2 separate regions of the Mus musculus genome follow, and region 2 is linked to region 1. The links are chromatin contacts, found by Hi-C or POLR2A ChIA-PET in ENCODE. All regions are on one chromosome and are shown on one strand. Each heading gives the region's core, a stretch centred on a gene start or an enhancer-like site at or near the end of the contact. The rest is flanking DNA. Distances are from core to core; before and after follow the strand shown. Region 1 overlaps Aopep (aminopeptidase O). Region 2 overlaps Aopep (aminopeptidase O).

Region 1 (6,587 bases), core at 3,027-5,526:
TTTGTCAGCAATTATTCTTCAAAATCACAGCTAGTTGCTGAGCTCATGTTGTGCTAGATGAGTGGGTGGCTTAGGAGTCAGTGTGTGCATCTGTGAATCCTATGTTCCAACATGACCCCTTTGGCGGTTCCTCTTAGCTTGTGCCCAAATGCTGTGACACTCTCTGGACTTGACCACCTGGGTCCTGCTTTGGCCAGCTGGATCCACTTCAGAGAGGCTAGTGAACTAAAACCCTGTATGTGGTAGCAGTTTCTGGTCGAAGCTGACTAGGGAGGCTTCTGGCCAAAGTGTTTGTGGCCAGCAAGAGACCTCATGACCAAGGGGAAGGATGTGGCTTGAGGAGAGTTGCAGCTGCTGTCACCAGACAGACATAAAGCTCATCAAGCCTTAGGAGGGACTGCAGCTGCAGATGGCTGCTGACTAATGGGCACATTAATACCACTTGGGGTATATGGAGCAATGGTGATGGGCAGAGAAGATAAAGACAGACAATGATACTGTTATCTTCCCATGTGCTCCTTGTCCTGGACAAATAGCCTCCACTCCACAGCCCTTATCAGCCGATGAAGAAGCCCGGGATCTGGTTCCATCAGTCCTGCACTTCTCAAGTACCCCAAACATGGGTGGCCAAGGCTCCCCTAGACTCAGCAGGCTGGCTCCCTCCCCTCCCCTCCCCTCCGTCCCCTCCCCTCCCCTCCCTCTCCTCCCCTCCCCTTCCCTTTCCCCTCACCCTCCCCTCCCCTTCCCTCCCCCCTCCCCCTTCCCTTCCCTTCCCTCCCCCTCCCCTCTTTCTTTTATGAGATTTATTTTATGGGAAATAGCTGAAAAGGACCTTTCTAGGAAAGGTGCTAATTATCCTTAGAGGGTTCCCTGTGGGTGGGCAAGCTCCTAACAGTGTGACACTTTCATAATACAGGAGGCAGAGCACACACCACCACCAAATACCCCAACAGAACTTGTGATACTGTCCCTGCTGCTTAGCAGGAGGTCCATTTATGTCAGTCACCACTGGGCTCTCTGTTCAGGACTCCTGAAGAAAGCCTAGGGGAAACCTGAGAATGAAGGGAGAGGAATCTTACCATCAGGCATTTGTGTGCATAGCAGGGAGGAGCTAGAGCAAAGACTTCTCTTTGTGGCATGACTGTGAGGTGAGCCATCCTTACAGGGACTGTGTACTGTGAGAAAAGCTTCTTTCCAGAGTCTGCATATTTGGCTGACATCTCCCAGGCCCCTTGAACATATCCTACATGCTCAATACTGAACAGCGGTTTCTCATTGCTGGCCTCCATTCTGCCAAGTCCATGATCTTTCCAGGTTCAGTCCCTCCCATAAGATTCACCAAGGGCCAGCCCCTCCCTCCACCTGCCTCAGGTACCTTTTCTTTCCTCTTCATTGAAATCACAGCACATAACTCTCTGTTGTTTGTATTATTTGTGAGCACAGCACCTTGCTCCCAGAATTGGATTCTCACAGATAAGTGTGTTGAGGATGGAGGGAGGGTTGTACTTGTATTTTTTTTCTCATTGGATAATTTATTGCTTTTAAAACTTGTGTAAGTTCATATATATGCACTATAGCATGCATGTGGAGTTCAGAGGACAGCTGTAGGAGTCAGTCCTCTCCTTCCACTATGTGGGGGTCCTATAAGAACTTATAAGGTTGTCAGCCTTGATTCTGATGGCTAGCACCTTTATCAGCTAAAATATATTGCTACCCCTATTTCTTTGGGAGTTTTGTTTTATTTTTAAAACAAACTCTCATTCTGTAGCTGAAGCTAGCCTGAAACTTGCTATGTAGTCCAGGCTTACCTCAAATTCATGATCTTCCTGACTCAGCACCCCCTCCCCAACCCTCTTTGCCCTGCCTTCAGTGCTGGGGTCACAGGTATAAGCCACTATGACAAACTAAGTCTTTAAGCTGTTGTGGGTAGTTCCATTTTGAACTTCTTTATGTTCTCCCACAGTCTCCAGATTCTGGGAGCAAAGCATTGTGCTCACAAATGCTAGCCCATTCAACCAAGTAAGTTCTTGGCTTGTTTATTAAATAATGGGTTTAAAAACACACGGAGAAAAATCTCCATGGCCTGTTCTTCAAGCTGTTTCACAATGTAATGGTAAGATTTGGTTTGGGTACATGTGACTGAAAACTCAAAATAACTTAGAAATAGGAGTTTAATTATTTTCCCTTGTGAGATTAGAGACAGAGAGGCCAGGCTGTGGTTCTCCACTGTGTCAGAAAGCACAGTGCTTCTACCATCCTAACCTATACTTTTTATTCTCAAGATCAACTCATGATTCTCAATGGTTGTCAAAGCTCCAGCCATTGTCTACTTATTCTATCCAGCTAGAAGATGCAAGGAGCTTGCATTGCCTGTCCTTAGGAGGTTCTCTAAGCTGCTGTAGAATATTTGTCCATTTGTTTTGGTGTTTCTGGAGGTTGAACCTAGGGCTTCAGGCACTCTAAGCGAGCTAACAATGAGCCAAGGCCTCAGAGTAAATACCCTGCCAGTACTTTGGCTTATTCAGTCTTAGTGCTACTTAGCTGCAAGGGAGGCTGGAAGATGAGTGAGGTTGCAAGAGAGGCTGCAGTGTGAGTCCATGAAACTTGGAAGTACTAAGGCATTACAGGGAAACAGCTGGACTCTGGTGAGAACAGTTTCAGTGCAGAGAGCAGATGGCTAAACCAGTTCTTGCATCTTCTGTGTGCTCAGTGGGATAAGCAGAGAAAGCAGAAAACAAGACAATCATTGTCTTTATTCTAAGGAAATTTATAATTTGAGGTGGATAGGCAATAAACAAGAGAACAAGTAACTGAACAAGGGCTCAATGAGAAAATAGCAGGTGCTTATAGAAAATAAGTCTCATGGCTTTCCCTGGATCAAAACCAGTTGGTGCATTGAACATCACTAGAGTTGCTTATTCGTGTGTTAGGAGTGCAGTTTTCAGCAGAGCTGTCTGCTTTTGGACTGTGCCTTTTGCTTTGGGGGATAAAAATACACTAAAATTGTTTTTGCTGGGCCATTCATGAGGTCTATTTACATTGGGGAATTGTAGCCAGGCATTTCTATAAAGTTTTTTATCTGGGCATGTTTATGTTAGGTTTTGTTTATGTAATATAAATGCACGTTTTCGGCAGCCATTGATTTAAACATGTGAAGGTCATTATGAAAAGTGTTGTTAGTAATAGAGGAGACTCCCAGTGGCATGTGTTTAATGAAGCAGCATGATTTGTAAAATATCCTGAGAAATGTTAATGTTTTGGATTCTTTCCCAAGGGAGGACTTTTTATTTTCTTCCACTCTGTATGCAATGGTCTTTGATTTTATAGTAGTCTGCCGTAGTATCAGACTTTTGCAGAGAACTTTTTGTTTGTTTTAAACAAAGAGCCATCGGTGACACTTACTTGGCTGTGGTTTAATGCTCTTGGTAGTAGTTCACAACTATCTCTGCAGTCTTGGACTGAAGTGGTTGAGGGCTAGAGGGAGACTGTTCCATGGCTGTGTTGACTCACCTTAGTGATTTTCTGGGGACTTGCTACAATTTTCAGCAATTTAGATCTGTAGTTTATCATCTCGGTTATGGTGAAGACCAAAGTCTGGAGAAGAGAAAAGTCCTTAGATAAGTCTTAGGACTGTCCCTGGCTTTTACACGTGAGCAGCATGAATCAGCAGCAGGAAACTGTGCACTGACAACATATTCAAGCCAAACCAGGACTTGGGGGAAAACAGGAAATTTGACCAAATGTCTCTGCCTAGTAACAGGTTCTGTGTGTCTTTGTTAAGATCATCACAGCTTGTTTTAATTCTCTTTAACTTCCTCTCCAAATTCTGATGCTCTGTTTCTGTACAGTTTCTGTGTATCCTTCATTTAATAAGCACTGTGCTTTAAACAGACTGCTTTTCTGTAATAGAGGAATTTCAAGCGGAGGGAATCTATTATGGAATTGAAATGTGTCTTAGTCCATAGGCACTTTGGTGTTAATAAGTTGCTAATTAATAAGCAAAGCTTTGGCCATCATGGTGGCTAAACAGCCTCTAAGCCCGCTGACTGGTAGCATGGCTTGATGCTGTGCACAGTGGCAATGCCTGGGCTGAACACTTTTGATGCGCTTCACACTGTCTTCCTTTACACTTGGACTTTTGTTGTCACTTTAAGAAACTGTTCCTGTTTAATCCGGGACAGCTGTGTACAGTTGAGAATGTGTGCCTTGGTTCTCACAGAAATCTGACCTAACAGACAGCTGTTGGAACTCCTATATGAAAATCTCTTCTAGACAGTTTGTGCTACTGCTGGACACTTTCCAACCACAGATTCTACTTGATAATAACCACCTTGAGGGTGCAAACCAGCAGAGCCGTGCTTCAGCCCGCTGCCTAGAGGAAGATGGCTGATATTGCACATTTTACATTTACAGGTTAGGGCCGGTGCAAATCACCACGTAGTTGGAAAGTAAGAAACCATAAGTCCATAGACAGAAATCCTTCGGCATGGTAATCTCTACTTTCTTTGCCATGTAACTGGACCATAGCAGGAAACCACTGGCTATGAAGCAAGAAGCTGCCTGAACCAGGCAGCCCAGCTACACAAAGAACCATGTGGCTCAAGAGAGGATCTGGACACAGAATCCATTTTAAAGTTTCCAAAATGAATGTCAGGAAGCACAGTCACTGGAATGAGCTCACTGGCGTGTTTTATTTTGAGAAATGTGGGGCATGCCCATTATGAAATGGGAACCTGAAATGTGATCCATCCATCTTAACCAGCCCAGGGCTTTATTCAATTCTTCAAGCCTTAATCCTGTTAGCTCCACGCACAAAGGAAGCGCAGGGCTCCTCTCTGATGACTCTCCCCAGGCCTCCTGGCATCTGCAAACCACATTTTGAATTTTACAAATGAAGCTTATTATTTGATTATCAATGTGAGTAGCCGTGGTGAGGCCGCTTTCTAGATGAATATTCTAGACTGTGTACTTTGAGAAGAAGCCTTAGAAGATGATGGTTTCAGTAACTTCCTAGAATTGGAGGATTTTTTTTTTAAAGGAAACTTATTTGACTAAGTGAATTTTAGTGTGAAGCACATCAAATGAATGACTTTAAACCCTAATTTTTGGTTTTCAAATAAAAGCTATTTGTTGATTTAAAATGTAACCAGCACCATTTATAGCTTTTTTTTAATACTGTATTTTAAAAAGTATGTGCTTAAGGGGTTTTGAAGAGTTTAATGATTCATAATGAGATTATAAAATGAAAAGTTTTGGTTTTTTTTTTTTTTAAGTTACTTTCTCCAAGTAATTCAGAAGGCTAGTGTGAAATTCTTTAGACTTGCTCATGGCTGTAGATCCTTTGGCTGTAGATCTAACCCAGCAAACGTTGAGATCTGCTTCCGATGCTGCTGGGAGCTAATCCACTGAAGTGAACATGAGCTAATGACACATTAGGCCAAATTCTATTATCTGCTTTTCAGCCGGCTGCTGCAGTTTGATTAAATTTAGTTCTGAGGGCTCAGCTTTGAAACAGCCAAGGGCTCTTCATTGGACTTAACAAAAACTTTCCCCCAGATCTGAATTATTTTAAACCTCCTTTGCTTAGGGGACAGCAGCCATTTCTTTCTGTGCATCAGGAAGTGTTTACTTCCCTTCTGGTTAGAAGCTTTGGCTCTTCCAGGTACTGGGCTGACAGTACTGCAGCGTCTCCATGCCGCTGTGGCCTAGACCTTGTAGTCATTTGGTTTATGTAATAGTCTCACAGGGTGTTTGCTTTTAGAGGTCATATTGCCTAATATTTGCAAAGGAAAGGGCTCTTCCAATTTTCCTATTGTGCACTTTATGAATATTAAAAGTGGAGAAGTTTGCCTCCTACTCTGATAAATAGTTTTGTGCTTCTGTCTACTTTCTAATCTCAGAGAGATACCTGGCCCTTTAGTCAGAATTGCTGCATGCTCCCTCCCCAATACCTAGCCTTGGAGTTAAAGTAGAGCTATGCTCCCTGGAGAGCTCCCTCCCCACCCCTACAGGCTCTACTGTACTTCAGATCATCAAGGGCCGTTCTTTTGGGGTACAGACCTGGCTTCTCATGCATTGATACATTGACTTATCTGGAACTGGGTAATTTAAACCAGTTCCTTTTCATATTAAACATGTTAGGAAAATCAAAGCTATAACATCAGGCCAGCCAGAAGAATGAGTGGTTGGACAGTAATATGTTTATAATATAAATCCTTCCTATTTTCTCAACTCATGCTCCCCTAGCTGTCTTGCATTTTGGCAGGCAGAATACTTGGGAGGTTGGCCCTGTGGACACCAATTTATGAATTTGTTGATCATTTGTTAAGTAAAATTTCAAAGCTGCAAACAGACAAACTCACTGCTGTTTAAAACCAAAATCAGTACTTCAAGAGATCCATTGATGTAAAATATTCTGGGAGCTGGGGCTCATTTCCCCAGTGAAGCCACTTGGAGGCTCTGGGAGGCTTTACCTTCCATTTACTCAGACAGTCAGATATAGTGAACTCTACCAGAGTCAGAGGCATAGCAGACTGGAAGGCAGATCTCACCAGCTTCACTTCTGCCAAGGGATAGAATATAGTTTA
Region 2 (6,587 bases), core at 1,183-3,682, 39 kb after region 1:
GTCAAGACACACATTGCAAAACAGTCAATATTTGCTTTTATGGTACATTTGGTTGTGTCTCTGAAATACTAGAAACAGAGTGGCCTGTATGCCAATAACAAAAAAAAAAAAAAAAAAAAAAAGGAAAGAAAGAAAGAAGGAAGGAAGGAAGGAAGGAAGGAAGGAAAGAAGGAAAGAAAGAAAGAAAGAAAGAAAGAAAGAAAGAAAGAAAGGAAAGAAGAAAGGAAGGAAGGGAGAGAAGAAAAGAAAAGAAAAGAAAAGAAAAGAAAAGAAAAGAAAGAGAAATATATATCTGCTTTCATCTTTGAGAATCCAGAAACCACTAGCAGCTCATGTTCTTTAAGAAGTTGGGAAACTCAATCAAATACTGATTTTTCCTGCCTTAATTCTTTAGCATTTAAACACAAAATACCCAAATGCAGTTTCATTGAACTTTCAGAAGAGCAAAGACACCCTTGTCTGCTTCTTAAGGAAAGACAGTCTCAGCAAGGTGTATCCAGCCCCCCATAGTGGAGTCTTAACTCTGCATGGGTGGTTGCTTGAGAGGTAAAGTCTAGGCCATAGTCTCTGTGTGTATATGTAGTACTGTTTGGTGGGACAGACATAAAGTGCCTGCCACTCACCAATCCCTTCAGCACCTGAGAAGCTGCTGGTTTGCTGTTGGACACGGCCTTCCAAAGCCAGGTGAGGTGGTCTTGGCACTGGTGTTGGCAGCTACTTATTCTCAGCAACACTGAGCCCAACAACGAAATGACAACACTGTCTCATCCCCAAAGACTCATTTCTTTCCCAGACTCACTAGGAAGCCTCTCTCCTGTCACCAGTGCATCTGCTTTAGAGCCTGACCCTGTCTCCCACAAGCACTGACCACAATCCCTAGTGGGACCTAGGTGTGGGCCATTTAGACAACTTAAGTGTCAAACCTGGGACTATGAGCTTGGAGAGCCGATAACCTTGGCCTAATGTTTTTGTTTTTGTTTTTGTTGTTGTTGTTGTTGTTTGTTTGTTTAGATAGGTTTAATTTGAATTTGTTGTTGTTGTTGTCTTTTTTGACAGTTTCAGTATAGCCCAGTATAACCTTGAACCTTGAGATGATCCTTCTGCTACCGCATCTTAAGTGCTGGTATTCAAGGTGTGTAGCACTATGTTAGTCAGGATTCTGTAGAGAACAAAACCAGTCAAGTTGTGTGCTACTTAGTTTTGCCAACTTCACACAAGCTTAGATCCACCTGGGAGAAGGGACTCTCATCTGAAGAACTGCCTTCATCAGAGTGGCCTGCAGGCTGGTTTGTGGGGCATTTTCTCGACCACTAATTGTAGAGGAGGACTCAACCTGGGCTGCTTGAAAGATCAGTCAAGCAAGCCTGTAAGCAACATTTTTTCTATAGTCTCTGCTTCAGTTCCCACGTTCAGGTTCCTGCCTCCTGACATAGAAGTATGAGATAAATGAAATAAAACCCCTTCTTAGCAAGTCAGTTTTGACCAGTGTGTTATCACAGCAAGGAGAAGCTAACTGGGATAAACTGACTGCTACCACCCCAGCCACCATGCCTGACTGGCTTACTCTGTTTAACATACAGTGTGTTCTTCCCTCCAATGTCTGCTTCCCAGTTTGCCTCTGCTACTTCTAAAGTCTCCTGCTGCTTCTTGCAGCTTAGGAGACTTGCCCCTGCTCTCGGTTCTTGTTGCCTGCCTACCATCTCCTCCCCTTTCTCCTCCTCCATATCCTTGGTTTTCGGTTTTGTTTTTCTGTTTAATTTTGTGTTATCTACTTCCTCCCTCCTTCATTTCCTTATCCCTGGTCCTCCATTTACCCTCATTTTGCTATCTTGACTTCTTTAGCACATTTAGTTTATGATTGTTCCACTCTGCCCCACCCCCACAAATATCCATCTGTAGTTAAAATAGGTGTGTGGCCCTTCCAGGGCCTTTGGAGCCATGTACCAGAAGCTGGCCTCACCTGTTTCTCTAAGGAGAACACAGGGCATAGTTGTAGAGTAGTATCTCTCCCTCTCTTCTTCCCTTCTTCCCGGGAAGACACTAAAGCATTGCTGATCCAAAGGCCTGTTTTATCGGGCCAGTTCTGGCTGTGATGTAGTCACAGGGGACAAAGATCCTAAGGCACGGATGGTGTTTTTATTTCCATGACTCTGCTGATAAAACACTGAGAAACCTGAGGTCATCATACCAGGGGCTTGAGCTGCACAGAAAAGCCAGGAGCCTAGCAGCTACAGCTAAGCCCAGGGAGTCTGGCAGAGTAGACCAGAATGAGCTTCAGTCAGTACTGGGTTGGGCTGCATCGCCTGCTCACTGAGAGCTAGTGACCTTGCTTGCCAACCTGGAGAGCAGAACTCTGTGCACTTTACCTTCAACATCTGTAAATTGAGGCAATAACCACCTTTTCTACGGTTAGGGTAGAGCGAGTGTAGGAGGAGCTCAGTGTGAGGTGTGTCCTTAGTGTGCCAGCAGGGTGTGTCCTTAGGAAAGGGGAGCAGGAAGCCATGCTGGGCTGAGGAAACTGCTGCTCAAGTAGCGCTTGGTTTGATCACCACATGAAAACGCAGCAGGAGAGCCATGTGAGTAACCCCAGTGCTCAGGGGGCAGAGGCAGGAGGATCCCTGGAGCCTAGAGAACCAGTTAGTGAGTCTCAGGTAATGAAAGAGACTGTCTCCAAGTATGAGGTGGACAGCTCCTAAGGAACACCCAGCGTTTCTCTCTGACTTCCACACATGCACACTGTATTGATAAACGGTAAAGCTTGGAGCTCGGGGGCAGTCCTCAGTTCCTCTGCCATTGTCATAGTGGCCATTTGAGCCAATATGCATCCAGATAAATGAATAATTAAATGTACTGGGCTGGTGAGTTACAGCAGGTAAAGTCACTTGCTGGAAGGAGAGGACCTGACTCTGTAAGCTGATACATTGTCTTCTGACCTTCACACTTGTACCATCACACACACACACACACACACACACACACACACACAGAGAGGAGGGTGGGGCAGCAACTAGCAATAACAATAGCCTTTTCTGCTAAACCTATGTTTCCTGAAACACTCGTTGGATGTAACAATTTTCTCTCAAGCTGTTGAGAACTATGTTAAGGGTAGTTTCACAGGCTAGAAGGAGACCCTGGACACATGACACATATGTAGGAGGTGTGCAGTTCAGTCTCCATGTGATCCCCCCAACAACTGGAGCAGGGGCTCTCCCTAAAGCTGTAGCCTTACTGTGGTATCCCTTCCCCAACAGGGCTGCCTTGTCTGGCCTCAATGAGACAAAATCTGCCTAATCTAGCAGAGACTTGATGTTGGGAGGGGGAGCTCAGGGGACCCCACTCTCTCAGAGAAGAAGGGGATGGGATATGGGGGAAGGATTCTGAGAGAGGGGTTTGGAGGGGGCAGCATTTGGGATGTATATCAATCAATAAATAAATATTAAAAAAAGAAAAGGAAAAAAAAAACCTGATCATCTCCCCCACACACTTTTAAGACTCATCTGCTACAGTGCATCACAGATGAGGAAGATGGAAAGTGGCCGTTCCCTGTTGAGTAGTCACAGAGGTAGAGGGGGTAAGAATGGCCAGCATTTCTAGGCCATCCTTTGTGGCCTTTGAGGTGACAGATACATTCCTTACATTAGACCACAGTCAACAAAGAGGGACTGAAGGGTCTGACTCCAGGGACAGGAACTGATGGTAAGTGCACTTATGGGCATTGCTGGGCAGGCAACTTATGGAGGAAGAAGGAAGCAGGTGCGAATTGGGGGGGGGGGGGACGGGACACAGGACTTCCTCTTGAGATTACTCCAACCCAGCCCCCTATGCCCATTTACTGCAGTTGTCCAAACCATGTCAGCTATTAAACCACACCAGAGAAGGTTGCTTTTATGTGATTGACTCTAAGGTCTTTGGAATCATCCAGGTGGATACTAGCGAAAGGAGGGCTCCTTTCTCCTTCCAAGTTCTCTCTTTCTCTAAGCATATTGATGGTGGACGCCATTTGTTGTTGAAATTTAGAAAAATATTAAGTTCACAAGAAATTCAAGCTTGGTAAATATGTCTCCATGACACCTCTGCAAAAGTGTACTTGACCACTCCTCATCCCATCTCCCTCACCTCCAATCCTCACAACTCCCTCCCCACCTTCCACCCAAGACCCAGGATCTGCTGCTCCTGGAAACTCCCAATCTCTCTTTCTGTCCACTCAGCCTGTGGTGACCTGGTGCTGAGGCTTTTGGGCTCAGCTGCTAAATCAATCTCTCTCTCTCTCTCTCTCTCTCTCTCTCTCTCTCTCTCTCTCTCTCTCTCTCTCTCTCCCTCTCTCTCCCTCTCTCTTTCCCTCCCTCTCCCCCTCTCCCCCCCTCTCCCCCTCTCCCCCTCTCTCCCCCTCTCCCCCTCTCCAGCAGGATGGGGCCATGCTGGTCAGGCCTCCCTGGAAAAAAAGCAGAAATAAATCAAACACTAGCTCCTACTTAAGATCTGATGAAATTCTCCATTTCCTTTCCAAATTGAATTCCTCCCTCAGGAAGGGAGCAGCTTCTGGGAGTCACAAAGGCCTCCTTCCTTCTCTGCTGGAGGCATGTTTTAAATTAATGGACACAACACTCTAATCTGGCTGGGTGGGTCGCATTAAGGAGCAGTAGAGGGACAGTTTTCAGGCTGGGCGTGATACAAGCTTCAGGCATCTAGTACACTTGTCCTCTGCAGAGGAGTGGCCAGCCTCCACCATGCTGGGAAAGTGAGGAGCATAGATCTGCTGAGGCTCTCAGCAGCCCAGGCCTGCCTATTTCACACACACACACACACACACACACACACACACACACACACACACACACACACCTATAGCACAGAGCATGTGGCAGAGAATTCAAGAGAGGGGCTGTTACTTTGAGATTTAAAATGGCAATCCTGCATAACTCTCATCTGGAAAAACAATACATTCAATGACTTATGGTTTAAGAAAGCAAAACAATAACAACAAAATCTTTGCTCTTAGTGTGAAGATGTTAGCAATGTGATTATCTTCCTTGAGGTAGGTGATCCCTCTTCCAGGGCATAAGAATTCCAGGGGTTTTGACAGAAGGGAAGCCTGAGCCGATTGCTTGGGTCTGAGAATACAGGATTGGACTGTGCACCTGTGAGTGGGCCTTGCATACCAAACCAAGGTCATGGTAGCCTAGACATTCTAAAAGCTCTCTGTTGTGGGGTGCTGTCTATGCTAAGGGACCTACTAGCAAAGGGACATTGACTGTTGATCCTCAAAGTGGACTGAGGTGTGTTGTTTTCTTTACTAGCTACTGAGGAAAACGATGCTTTAAAACGTCTATGTACCTTGAGTAAGTGATTCTGACATTCAGAGTCAGAAAGAGGGAAGGAAAGTTGTCGTTATCCCTTATGTCCCAAGTTTGCTTAACACCCTTGAGGGTAGTCACTGAAAGCTTGAAAGCAGGGTCGGTCCCACATGGACATTGGCTACCGGGAGAGCTCTGAGTGATAACAGAGTTATTGTATCATGTGTGACAACCTATCTTCACACTTCCTTCTTCCCCACAGAACAGTAGGAAATTGGTTACTGTTGACTGGGAAGAAAGGGCTGAGGGTAGGAAATGGGAACTTTAGACAGATCTCTATAGATCTGTCCTTAGTACATCCCAGAGGCACCCCCAGTTCAGGAAGGTGAGGAGAGAAGTCTGGTGGAGATGACTGTTCATGGGAAACAAACTGGAAGATGGAAAATGAAGCTCACTCCCCACCAGCCACTCATGTGAATTCTTCCATCTCTTCTGGAATAGTCATTCACATGGGCCCCCATTGGAACAAAGCAGTGGACCCCAGTCAGGGGCAGTCCCTCTACAAGTCCACACATCCCCTTTTGAACCTTCCTGGCTTGAGACAGAGTCAGCTGTCTGATCTCTGCCCACATGGCCATGGCTGTCACAGTGGCCACTGGACCCTTTCCAGAGATGAGCCTGCTCATACAGTCTGAAGTTACTCTGTTTTGTTTTAGCTAACGGGTGCACTGCTGCCAGCAGTATGTCTGGAATGTTATTTACTTGTGCATTTCTGTGGCTTTTCGTGTAGCATCACACTTGGTGGAGCCAGGGGTCATTCATTTGAGAATGCCAGGCTGTGCCACTTTTGTCTTTCTTGGTAAGGTAAAGGGGAGGCTGGCTCCTGTGCTGGGAGGTTCCCTCCCTCCCTGCCTGCCTTCTTACATTTTTGTCTGAGCTGGTAATCTGTTTGACTCTTGGTGCCTGTTGTACCGCACCCCTTTTTCCTCAGTGCCTCAACTCTGCTTTTAATATGTGGGGTTTCTGTGGGCTTTCCGGAAAGCCTGGCAGATGCTTTTTCATTTGCGTGCCTGCCCTGTTATTACTTCACATGAAAGCTGTCTATTTTGGCAGTCCTGACTCCTGCGATTGCAATTTAGCTCTCTGAGCTGAATGGGTGATATTGTGCAAGGGAAATATAGGTGGGGGTTTTCTCTAATGGGGGCTGTGGGGGCGGACCAAAAATCTGCATGCTGCTGTCTTGGCTTGTGCAGAGCTGACATGATGGCAAACAAATAGGTTTTGAAAGAAGGA

Evidence for each region. Hi-C counts contacts between places; a loop is a spot of excess contacts on that map. ChIA-PET counts read pairs that join two places held with the same protein, here RNA polymerase II (POLR2A).
Region 2: a loop to region 1 is called in a map of heart, with 2.9 times the contacts of the local background. The contact joins two enhancer-like sites. A Hi-C loop is called at or near these places in 1 of 37 maps with a recorded cell type or tissue (heart). POLR2A ChIA-PET finds 5 or more read pairs at or near these places in 1 of 5 experiments (Patski).

What each region holds. Positions count from the first base shown.
Region 1 is chr13:63,108,500-63,115,086 of GRCm38, forward strand. All of the region lies in intron 5 of Aopep (aminopeptidase O), which reads left to right. Among named protein-coding and RNA genes, the nearest start is that of Gm46422, 17 kb to the left of the region's middle. Within about 2 kb of position 4,277, at least 2 of the 3 ENCODE cell types and tissues checked have a DNase peak (open chromatin) inside an H3K27ac peak, as active enhancers do; they include heart, where a contact is called at or near this core.
Region 2 is chr13:63,149,024-63,155,610 of GRCm38, forward strand. The region is part of intron 5 of Aopep (aminopeptidase O); the gene reads left to right. Among named protein-coding and RNA genes, the nearest start is that of Gm30409, 20 kb to the left of the region's middle. Within about 2 kb of position 2,433, at least 1 of the 3 ENCODE cell types and tissues checked has a DNase peak (open chromatin) inside an H3K27ac peak, as active enhancers do; it is heart, where a contact is called at or near this core.